Linked DNA regions of Homo sapiens: region 2 is linked to region 1. A link is a contact called in ENCODE Hi-C or POLR2A ChIA-PET data. All regions are on one chromosome and are shown on one strand. Each heading gives the region's core, a stretch centred on a gene start or an enhancer-like site at or near the end of the contact. The rest is flanking DNA. Distances are from core to core; before and after follow the strand shown.

Region 1 (5,987 bases), core at 963-3,462:
CAGGGCCCTGGTGTCCAGCCCGGCTCTCAGGAACACCCTTGGCGATGCTGGGCAGGAAGCCCCTCCTCAGCTCCTCCCTTGGCAGATAAGGGTGGTGTCAATGGGCTCTCTACAGAGTCCGTCCTCTTTGGGTTGCCCTAGCATTGCTACAAACAGAGCATTCAGTAGGAAGGAACAGACCTTTTGCCCGAGTGACTTGGCCTGGATCTGAGAAAAACAGCCATCCTTCAGCCAGCAGGGACCATCCCCTGCTTCGTGGGGATGGCTGCTGTGTGTGGGCAGGCAGGGACAGCCCATCTGCCACGGCTGCCCAGTGGCGAGGTCCCTTGGGGACCCTGCCGAGAAGTGAGTGCAGGGCCTTACTGTGACCAGCTCACCAAGAGATGTTATCGGGCCTGAAGCAGGTCCCGAGGGGATTAGGCCATCTGGAGTGAGGGGCTGGCAGGGAAATTGCTTCTCGTTCACAGAAATGTTTAAGAAACAAATCCAGGAAAGGCCTGTTTTGGTTATTTTTTTTTTTGAATGACACAGTAACGTGTCAAACTTAATTTAAGAAACACCCTCAGATATTTTTATTTTTTTTTTGCATTGGATTTGCATTGAGATTTTTTAAAAATGCAAAAGGGCCTTTCTACTGGGCCTGAATCTTGCAAGATTTCTAACCCATTTCAGTCCTGTAAATAATTAGGTGCAATTGGTTGCTGAGACTGATTTTCCCAGACCCGTGGAGAAAGGCCCCAGCCGTGAGGGGCTCTGGGAACTTAGGGGACAGCACCTTATGGACACCCCTACTCAGGAAGGGATCATTGAAGAGATGCTTCTGGGCCTGGAACATTCTCCGCCATCTGGACCTTTCTGTATGCATAGAGGGGACCAGTGGGAACTGTGGGACAGAGGGAGGTCTGCACACCCTCCCTGGACACCATGAGGCCCATCTTGGGTCCCCTGAGTCCAGACCAGCCCCCAAGAAGCTCACAGTCTGGTAGGAAGCCGAGGAGGCAAACGAACAGGAACAGCCCTAAATAACTGCACAGTGCCCAGGCTGCCAGGAGAGTGTGTGGGCAGAGAAGGCTCCCAGAGCAGAAAAAGGATGCTCAAGGATGTATTCCAGGCCAGGGAGCAGCGTGTGCGGGGGCCGTGCGGAATGGCGCATTCTGCAAAATGCAATGTGGCGTCTGGCTGGGGGGCCACTCCGCACTCCCTGGCCTGGCTATGAGTCCAAGCCACCCAGGGGTGAGCTTCTGTAGAGCAGGAGTCCCTGGCTCTTCCCTGAGAGGGGACGTCATGGCCCCAGGTGTGGCTGGCAGAGGACCTGCAGGCTAGGGAAGAGGGCATGAGGTCGGCAGGTTAGAAGTGGCTGGGGAAGCACACGCAGGTCGCCTCTCTGTGGCAGTTGTCTCTTCTGTGAAGTTGAGACCGGTGGGGGAGATAAAGTACTAAGCACTGCAAATACAGAGATCCTTGGAGAAATCGAGTCACTGGAGTCTCCTCTAGGAATGGGGGGCTGCTGGGGTAGGGCCAGTTCCAGGCACGGAGGGGGCTGAGGGACACAGCAGGACAGGCTCCAGACCATCCCCAAGTGGCCTGAAGGTGACCTCGACCCCCTCAGCTGCCTTGTGTGTGTCCCTCCGGCCCTGGCCCAGAAAGGAGATGGTGCATGCCTGTTTCTAGACCTCTAGACCCCTCGTGGGGTCCCTGGGCTCTCTCTGCCAGGGACAAGCAGGGGCACCTTGCTCCCTTTACAACTCCCACTGTCCAGCGAGAGTTGGAGCTCGCTGAGTGCCACATGCCGTTAGGACCTAGGTGGGAGATGGGGGTGCCGAAGAGGGGATGGGGACTGTGGAGAAGTAGATGAAATTTCCCTAGGCTGGCTGGATGTGCCGCAAGTGTCTGAGCAGGGGCTAAGCCCACCCCCTTGAATCTCAGACGGAGCCACTGGGGCCCGGTGAGGCCCAACAATTGTCCCCAGAGCCTCAGAGTGCCTACAGGGCACAGTGGGAGGCAGCACTGAGCTGAAAGGAGCGTAATCTCTAAGCAGGTTTAACCTAAAATAGAGCCTGATAGCTCAATGACAGATGCTTAATTTGTCACAATATTTCTGTCATTATGCTGGGACAGATATTCTTGGTTTGTTCAAGAACAAGGTCTTTTTTTTTTTTTTTTTTTTTGAGTCATTATACAGCATAAAAGAGACCACACCCCAAACAAGATTGGGACAGCGCTGGGCCCCTGAGCCAAGCCAAGAGGAATCACCCCGCCCACACAACCACCCCGCCCACACAGCCTTCCCTTCCCGGAGCCACGAGCCACAACCAGGCCTACCTGGCTGGAAGAGGGGCTTCAGGGGCTGACTCCACCTGGGAGTGGGTGAGGGGAGGTGACCTCAAGCTCCTTTAAAGCCTTGCCTCTCAACTCCTCACTCCCAAATCCCTCCAAAGGAGATAAAATGACTCCTATAAAGATTAGAGATCATGCACCAGCATGAATGCATGTGAAAAGTGACAGGAACACAAATTCATGCGATGGGGGTCTCAGACTTTTGTCTACCACCAACTGAGAGTGATAAGGCCCAAGAGGGCCCCCTGCAGAGCTGCCTGCAAGAGATGTTGCTCTGCCTTCAAACGTCATGGGATGATGTGTGCTATTCAGCATACTCCTGTGTTTGTTTTCACTAGTTTGTAAAAGGCGTTTTCAAGCACTCACCATTGCCTGTGGAGTGTGGCTCACCCTCCCTGCCCACCCCAGAACACAGTTTGAGAACTAAGCTATTGAAGATGGACCCTTCCCCAAGCCCCAAGCCTAGCGCCTCTCCGTTTCTAGCCCAGCTAAGGGATGGGACCATAGCCCTGTAGCACTAGTGTGAGTGGGAGCCGGAGCCAGCCTGGCCTGCACCCCCACCCCCCAGCCAGGCACAGCCTGGAGTGGGAGGGCACCGCCTGAGAACCTGCAGGAGGAAGACCACTGGGGACGTCGCCAGAAATTGGCAGCCATGGAGACAGTGGCCCTTCCCCTCGGTGAGGCCCTGAATAGCCTTGCTAGTTCCTGCCCCCTGTATAGCCCACAAGGCCAGTCTCACCAGGGAAAATGGGACACTGCATCCCAGGCCCATGGGGACAGAGGGGTGCTGCCCGCTGGGCCTGGCTGGGCTGGCTGGGGTGGCTGCACCCAGGGGTCAGAGTTCATCTTCGGCCTTTCTCTGCAGGGTCAGGCCTGGGAGGTGCTGGCCACCACAGTCATAGTCCAACCAGCTCAGCCAGCAATGTCCAGAGTGACGCTGGCTTCATGCCACGGGACAAGGCCAGTGGTCAGGGTGGTGCCTTCCTGGGAAATGGCTCTTTTTTGGAGAGACAGCCATGATAGAATGACTTTGCAAGCTGGAAGGGCTGGGATGGGGCTGGGGTTGGGGTGGAGGTGGGGGCGAGGGTACTTAGAAAGCAATGAACAGCATCTGGTGGGGACTCACACCTGTGTTCACGCAGTGGGCACCTGTGGGCAGCTTGGCCAAATAGCCCCGAGAGACCAAGCAACTTTCCTGCCCAATGAAATGCAATCTGCTTTCTTCCTTTTCTCTAGTCATTATTTATTCATTTGAAAGATGCTTTTATGATAGAAATTCAGGGCTGCACACAGGCGTCTCTAATGAGGGCATTCGGGAGCAGAGAAGGGGACCAGGCATCCCCGCTGGGCGTGCTGGGAGAGGCTAACAGCCTTCACGCTTTGGAGAGCCCTCAGCCTGCTTCAAAGCTCCTAGCCTTTCTCAATTTCTCCTCCAAGGCATCACAGGGCAGCGGTGTGCGGATCAGATCCTACTTTTACAGGTTAGGTGGCTGAGGCCTCCATTCCCCGGGTTACAGAGACACCTGCCCGGAGGGAGCCCTGCTGGTGGCCTGCATCCTCTCCCTGGGTTCTGGCGCAGCTCACAGTCTGAAAATTACAACTCCCTGTTGTTGCTATGGTGACTGGTTGTGTTATTCTAGCCTACAGAGCTGTGTGCTCCACCTTGCCCAAGATGGTCTGTTTTTGCAGGAGAAAGTCTCTATCTCCAAGTCTCTCTCTGTGTGTGTGTGTGTGTGTGTGTGTGTGTGTGTGTGTGTGTGTGAGAGAGAGAGAGAGAGAGAGAGAGAAGAAAGGAGAGAGAGAGAAATGGGCACACTGCCCTTCCTGCTGCCCCAACCTTTTCCCTGGGCCCAGTGGACCTTCTGTCCCTGCCCAGCAGGCTGCCTGGGTCCCCAAGATACTGGCCCCATTCCTTTCATAGGACACCGACTCTGGGCCACAGGCACTGGCTGTGCAGGGGTCCTTCCTTTGTGTCTCCTTGTGAGGTCAGATCCCTGTGTCAGTGCACAAAGGGCACCCCGTTCTTGTTTCATTTGCAGACTACTCTGTGACATGGATGGACAGACCATCATCTATTTAACCAGGCTCTCTAGATGGACAGTTGGGCTGTTTCCAATCTCTGGTCATCACAAATCTGTGAAAAATAACCTTGAACATATGTCATTTTGCACATGTGGGAATATGTGTAGAATAAACTCCTAGAAGTAGCATTATTGGGAAATTAGTATCTGCATTTCTAAGTTTGGAAATTTTTGCAAATTGCTGTCCGTTGATATCATCCATTGTGAGCCTAGTACATGCTGAACACTGAACTCAACATTTTATCTGGATTATTTTATTTCGTCTCACCGTGGCCCTAAAATGGAGCTTATTCCGATGCTGGTTTTACAGATAAGCACACAGATGCTCAGAAAAACTCAGCAACATGCCAAATAGCCATCTGGGCTGGTGGGGTGGGGTCGGGATGGACCCTGAGTCTCCAGGCCCCTGTCAGGCCCTTTCCTAAGGGCACACAGGCCCAGCCCTGGGGCACCTGCCCCGCCCAGAGGGCCTGGACCCTTGACCTGTTCTCCAAGCCCCATTCAAGCATGCAAGCCTTGTGCACCAGGAGCCCGCAGACTGGCCCTCCTCACACCAGCCAGGCTCTCCTGGAACCAGTCACCGGCCACCCCATTGGGGCCTTGGGATGCACAGTCCTTCTGCCCCTGAGGCTCTCCCCCATGAGATGCTGTCCTCAGCCGGGCTGGCTGGTCCGAACTTGGGAGCTTGGCTTGCTCGGAGGGGTCTCCTCGCTCAGCCCTCTCCCAGCTCCCCAGTCTCCTTCTTCCAGGCCAGCTGCACACTTTGGGGTGATGTCCTCCAGCCTCTGCATCTTTCCTGGTCAGACTGTGAGTTCTGAGCCTCCGGGCCTGCGTCCCAGGCCCAGCATGATGCTCACCAAGCCGGGTGCAGGAGAGGACAATGGGAGAGGCAGGGCAGGCCCAGGGAAGCTAGGAGCCACCGCCTTTCCCGGGAGGGCCCTGGCTTCCTCTGAATCACAAAGTGGTTAGCATGCAGGGGAGTGCGCCGGTCCCCCGCCTGTATTTGCATGACAAAAGCGCCTGCCCAACGGCTCTCGGTGGCTTTGTTGAGAGCTGCAGCCTCGCTCAGGCTGAGCCTTGGGAATTGTTCCCCGACATTGGTTGTTCCTGGGCTCCACAGCTACCCCGGCCGACAAAAGCCACATTGTGGGGCTGACGGCAGCTGCCAGCACCTGCTCCCTGCACCGCGGCTGCCTCGAGGCTCTGCGCCGCGCCTGATGCCTTTGCTAGGACACAGCCAGGGGCAGACCCCGAGGCCCTGGGCATCATCCAGAACACATTGTGAGGGGTGGGGTGGGTGGTGGGGGAAACTTGCCTGGTTCCCAAAGGGCCTGGGGGGATGGCCTGGGGCTGGCCATGGCGAGGTGAGGACTCCAAGGTCACCAGTGTAGGCTGGAAGAGGGAAGAAAACCACAAACCCCAAGCGTGCGGCGCCCACGCTGCAGCATTGCATTATTTGATGCTTCGCTCACAACAGGTGTTTTTCTTACTCTTCAAATGGGGAAACAGGCTCAGAGAGGTTCACTAGCCAGCCCAGTATCACACAGCAGAGCCGAGGTTTGAAGGTCC
Region 2 (5,987 bases), core at 3,423-5,922, 130 kb after region 1:
GGTATTATTATTTTTTATTATCTCAGCCCACACTGACTAAGACAGCTCTCAAATGGAAACAACAGAAATGTCCACCAACAGTAGGATGGACTAAAAAATGTATATTCATATAATGGATTTTATGCTGCAGCAAAAATGAATTGCAAATGCCTACAGCAACATGGTTAAATTTTTTTTTTTAGACAGAGTCTCCCTCTGTCGCCCAGGATGGAGTGCAGTGGCGTGCTCTCGGCTCACTGCAACCTCCGCCTCCCAGGTTCAAGCGATTCTCCTGCATCAGCTTCCTGAGTAGCTGGGACTACAGGCACCCGTCATCATGTCCGGCTAATTTTTTGTATTTTTAGTAGAGATGGGTTTTCACCGTGTTAGCCAGGATGGTCGCTATCTCCTGACCTTGTGATCCTCCCGCCTCGGCCTCCCAAAGTGCTGGGATTACAGGCGTGAGCCACCGCGCCCAGCCTGGCCAAATCTTAAAAGCATAATCTTGAGAGAAAGAAGCCAGATCTCAAACCATGCAAACACTGCACGATTCAATTTCTATACCCTGCGAAGACTTGCGGATGCGACCTTATCATTTAGGGACGCTTGCTTATGTGGTCAACTCTAAAGCAACGGAAGGAAGGAAGTGTTGACTGGGAATGCCAGGTGGCAGAGATCTGGGGAAGGGCACGGGGATGGAGGAGGTGGGATACAGATGGATGCAAGTGGTGGCTACACAGGTGTTTGCTTTACAACAACTTGCTAAGTTGAACATTTGCATTTTAAACATTTTTCTGGATGTATGTTATATTTCACAATAAGGAGGAAGACTAGAGAGAAAGGAGGAGAGAAATCAGAGCACTTACAAAACTTTCAGGTCGTTTTGCTGAAAAAGGAAGGTTGCTGGAAGGGGAAGTGAAGTTGAGAATTTTTTTTCCTGGAGCTCTTGCACTGGAAAGGGGGCTCCTTCCTGACCGCCTCTCTCTGCTCCCTGTTTTCCTATCTAGACATGGCCTCTGCCCTCCGTAGAAGGTTCCATACCAGCCAACCGGGCCACACCTTCTCCTATACCTGGTCATTTTCTTTCTCTGTCTCCTTCCCTCCCTCCCTCCCTCCCTTTTCTTGATTCCTCCCTTTTCTTGCTTTCTTTCTTGTTCTCTCTTTCTTTCCTTTTTTTTTTTTTTAAAATAAGGTCTTACTCCGTTGCCCAGGCTGGAGTGCAGTGGTGTGATCACCGCTCACTGGAGCCTCAGTCTCCTGGGCTCAAGATATCCCCCTGCCTCAGCTTCCTGAGTAGCTGGGACTATAGGCATGCACCACCACACCCAGCTAACTTTTAATTTTTTTTGTAGAGATGGGGCCTTGCTTTGTTGCCCAGGCTAGTCTTGAACTCCTGGACTCAAGCGATCCTCTTGCCTTAACTTCCCAAAGTGCTGGCATTACAGGCATGAGCCACTGCACCTGGCCTGGTCATTTCCATTTGAAGCTGGATATTGTGAATTTTACCATGCTGGATGCTGGATATTTTTGTATTATTATAAATAATCTTAGGCTGGGTGCGGTAGCTCATGCCTGTAATCCCAACACTTTGGGAGGCCGAGGCAGGCGGATAACTTGAGGCCAGGAGTTCAAGACCAGCCTGGCCAACATGGTGAAACCCCATCTCTACTAAAAATACAAAAATTAGCTGGAATGGTGGCACATGCCTGATTCCAGCGCCCACTGCACTCCAGCCTGGGCGACAGAGCGAGACTCTGCCTCAAAACAAAGCAGAAAAATAAACACATAAATAATCTTGAGCTTTTTTTCTGAGATACAATGAAGCTACTGAGAAACTGTTTGATCTTGTTGGGTCTTGCTTTTATGATTTGTTAGGTGGGCGTGGAGCAGTGCTTAGTCCAGGGCTGAGTTTAGGCTACCCACTGAGTACTGTGCCCAATGGCCAGTGAATCAGGAGTTATGCGTTCTGGCTGGTGGGAGCCCCCTGGGAGCTCCAGCTGCTGTTCTTTACTTCCATGCGGTGGCTTTTCCCTGGCCCCAGGCAGTTTCTCCACACACATGAGGTGAATAACCGAGGAGTCCCTTTGCAGATGTCCAGGGCTGTGTTTTGCCAGCTCTCTCTGTTTAGGTCCTCTGTCCTAAAAACCCTAGCCACCTTGGTCTCCCTGGGCTGTCAGCTGTGTTCCCTTCTCTCAGGGAGTCCACTCTCTTCCACCAGGGTCCCCCCCTTCCCCAGTCCCTGTGTGCTCTGCACCCTGTACATGCGATCAGGGCAGTGAGCCAGGACTGTTGAAGAACTCACCTGTTTCCCACCTCCCGTTCTACTGAAGGCTATGGGCTAGGATGCCCGTCCAGCCTGTGGGCTCAGACTATGGCACCTTTGTGGGCCCCAGGGAATGTCATCTCAAAGATACCTCTGCCCTGAGAGCCCAGCCCTGTGAGGTCTCCCTGAGCCCTTGGTCTGGAAGCAGTGGTGCCCCTGTGTGGGCTGACACTGACTGGCCACTCAGGCTCCATGCAAGGGACATCAGTCCCACGCCAGTCCCTGGCAGCCGAGGCCACAGCTGCCCCACAGCCGCTCTTGCCCCTCCTGCAAAAGGTGTGGTTTGCCTAGCTCAGGGTCTTATCTGCCCTCGCCATGTGAAGAATCTTCTGGCCCCAGACCACCAGGAGACACCACCCCTCACATTTCTTTTTTGAGCACCTGCCAGATGTAGGAAATCTTTTTAGAACTAAGAGAAGATGGAGAGAGAACAGCCAAGTCCTACCCCAGAGAGATTCCCACCTAGTGGAGGGTAAGAGGCCTGCCATCATTGCCACTGGTGGTACAATGCTGGTGCCAAGACTGTGTGCCAGGCTCGTTGCTTCGCGTCCGTTACTTCATCTCAGCAGACAACTCTCAATATCCCCATTCTACGGATGGGGAAATGAGGCTCAGAGAGGTAAGTGACTTGCTCAGGTTCACACAGCTGCACACAGCTGGACATACAGCTGCCCACACAGTAAAATGCAGGATCAGTGGCAGCAGGAGAGAGACTTGCCAGTTGGAGAGCCAGGAAGGTGCACAGAGGAGGTGGCATTGAGCTGGCTCTGGGGATGGGCAGGCCTTTTATAGAGGACTGGGAAGAAGGGCCGGGAACCAACAGTACCCCCCAAGGGAGGTTCGAATCAGGTGCTTGCCCCCAGTTGAGCCAGAGTTGGGGTGTGGAAAGGCTTGGAAAGCAGGAGAGGCTGTGGATGGAGGTGGGAGAGGCTTGGAACTGGGTCTTTGCTATCTCAGGGGCGTGGAAGGGACTTTTGAGTTTGAGAATGACGTGTCTGGAGCTCCCTGGTTCCACGGGGCTGGACCTGCTAGGGCCTGAAGCGGGTTAAGAGCAGAAATCAAAAACAGGTTTGTTTGTGAGTCAGTAGCTGGGAAAATACTGGGAAGCAGGCTTCTTGGAGCTCCCCTTCATCCTCAGCCCTGTGGATTGGGCAGCAGCCCACGCCTCCCTGCCCCAGCCACAGCCCCCCGTCAATGCCGGCGCGCAGCAGCTTTTGCTCATCCTGCCCTGGTTCCAACCCCAAGGCCATGGGGCAGCCCACTGGGCGCCTTCCTGCATGGGTGTCCCCCTTTGCTGCTGTGTCTAGACTGCAGACACAAGTGCTGGCGGGGGCCGGGGGACTGGCCAAAACTAGGGCTGAAATCATGTTCAAAACCACAGTCAAGGCGGACTTGTCAGAAATATTCCTTTCCTTGAGCCGTCGCAGCTCAGCCTCCTTGAATCACCCTGGCCACTTCCTTCCTGTGTATATCTTATGCACGCTAAGGGACGGGGCGGGTGCAACGTGTGTGTTTTTACTTCTTTTAAGTTTTGTCTATGTTTTGTCCTTTCAATGTGTTGTAGGCTGTGGGGGCGGGGCTGTTCCGAGGGGCCTTTGTCACAGTAAGGGACACTGGGGACAGCTCGGGCTTTCTCTTCAAGCTGAAAACCTTTGGTTGTGAGAATGACTAGGAGAAGGGTCTCGCTAGGGTCATGCTTAGGACCCTTCGCAGGTGGTGTGTTTAATCTCAAAACGGCCTCAAGAGGCTCTCGATCTTTTACAGGTGACAAAGAAGACAAGGAAGACAAGGAAGGTGATCCGGGAGGCTGGAGAGCTTGTCAAGGTCACAGACCCACGGTTTTCCGCCCCCTAGGGTCCAAGCTCTTTCCTGGACATCTGCAGGCAATGTCGACACGCCCTCCAGTGTCTGTGGCGGGCAAAGGATGTGTCTCCACCCCCAGACCTTCCGATCCTGTGCTGAAAGTGTCCCTCAGCCTGTTTCCTGAGAAGCCCAGGGGCTTTTGGCTTGTTACTTTTTCTTTCTCTTGAAGTAAACAGAATAAAAGAGAGTTGCTCAGACGTCTTTGGCTGTGACCCACAGGAGATGATGCAATCTCCACGGCACCCCCACATGCATGTGTATGCACAGGCGTGTACAGATATCTAAAACTGGCACCAATTTCACAAAAACACTCACCCTTATGCGAGACACATTCACCCTACACTCATCCCCCATCTCTACAGAAAATTAAAGTATACATTCATAGTTGCTGTATTCATGCATGTACAGATGTATGTACATTTATTCATGTATGTGTATAACTTATGCCATTTTCATGAAACACTCACCCTACGTGTGATACACTCCTATTTTCTAGGAATCGCCGCCCACTGAGCTTATGTCCAAACCTTAGTGGATCATAGTCTAAGTTTGGCAAACACTGAGCCGGGAGGAGTCATGTCTGCAGGGCCCCAGGAGTCCCTTAATTTGGGTCCTGATCACTCTGCTCCACCCAGTGGAGCAGGCACATGCACTTGGCCCATAAGGAAGGAAAGGAGGGCGGGGGAAAAAGGGAGGGAGGGAGGGAGGGAGGGAAGGAGGGAGCACCTCCACCATCGTAGGCAGGACCTGTGAGAGCTGAACAGGGCCAGGCAGCTAGGCACCACTCTGGGACTCTGGGGTTTCTTAGGGGATGACTTGTTTCTGGGGTCCCAGTAGGAGGAACTCAGGGTGACGCCTCCGAGGATGTGAGTGCATGTGGCAGCCGGGCCCCTCAGCCCCTCTGTGTCCTGGTATCCTCTAAATGCAGATGATGGTGAGAATCCATGCCCAGCCCGTGGCTCGGCCCATCTCTGGGAGAGCGTGTTTACCACAGCACTTGGTGTGGTAGGAGGTGAGCAGGGTGGAAGTGCTTTGCATTCACGTGGGACTTCTGGCTCTCAGTTCATCCCACCCCCAGGGCCCGGCATGAGTGAGGCAAGGGTGGGTGGGAGGGTGCAGGATGTGGGAATGCCATGTGCTGTGCACTGCTCACTTCACCCCTCGCTCGCCCCAGTTGGGGTCCCAGACCAGGAAGCTCCATTCACAGAGGTGTGGCCTGGGGCTACTGCACTGCCCAGCAGGTTGTGGGGTCCCTTTACTCTATGCTGTGTGACAATGTTACCTTCCTGGAAAGAACCCGACCAGCCCCCTTTTGCTAGTCATTACCACAGATAGGAGAGAGAACTAAATATCTAGCCAGCCATCCTCTCGGAGCTCCGGAGCTCAGGTCACCAGGCTTCAGGGACTCGCTGCCATCCTCACAGGCTTAGATCCCTGCTGCAGGGTCAGCTAGGTAACCCCTGAGGGTGGGGTGTTCAAAGTTCAGGCTGCCCCCCAGACGTGTGGAATGCCAGCCCTGACTGCCAGGGCGATCTGAGGTGGACTGACCATCCCCTGGACACTTTCATGAAGTGTGGGCACGGGCGCGACAAGTGGCCATTTATCATCCTTCCCTGCAAAGACTGGGCCAGGTTAGAGATGGACCCCAGCAGTTTCATACCCACCAAGGGCACTGGGAGCTTCCACATAGTCACTGCCAGTAGTGGCTGCTGGCTGGGGAGAGGATCTTGGAATGCTGGTCACTGGAGGCCCTCACAGGTGACTGGGAATGTGGAGGAGCAGCAGGGTGCCTCTTCTCTGCCATGCCTTATGTTGGGGTTTG

The links. A loop is a pair of places that touch in the nucleus more often than their neighbours do. ChIA-PET counts read pairs that join two places held with the same protein, here RNA polymerase II (POLR2A). Pooled maps may share reads with other maps.
Region 2: a loop to region 1 is called in a pooled map, with 8 times the contacts of the local background. The contact joins two enhancer-like sites. A Hi-C loop is called at or near these places in 1 of 168 maps with a recorded cell type or tissue (OCI-LY7) and 12 of 50 pooled maps. POLR2A ChIA-PET finds 5 or more read pairs at or near these places in 11 of 52 experiments (B cell, CD4-positive, alpha-beta T cell, GM12878 and 8 more).

What each region holds. Positions count from the first base shown.
Region 1 is chr15:31,301,284-31,307,270 of GRCh38, forward strand. No RefSeq gene overlaps it. Among named protein-coding and RNA genes, the nearest start is that of KLF13, 23 kb to the right of the region's middle. RefSeq lists enhancers at 988-1,670, 1,907-2,209, 2,304-5,987, 5,490-5,987. Within about 2 kb of position 2,213, at least 4 of the 41 ENCODE cell types and tissues checked have a DNase peak (open chromatin) inside an H3K27ac peak, as active enhancers do; they include OCI-LY7, where a contact is called at or near this core.
Region 2 is chr15:31,431,304-31,437,290 of GRCh38, forward strand. It overlaps a transcript of KLF13 not described here. Among named protein-coding and RNA genes, the nearest start is that of KLF13, 110 kb to the left of the region's middle. RefSeq lists an enhancer at 3,545-4,064. Within about 2 kb of position 4,673, at least 34 of the 41 ENCODE cell types and tissues checked have a DNase peak (open chromatin) inside an H3K27ac peak, as active enhancers do; they include OCI-LY7, where a contact is called at or near this core.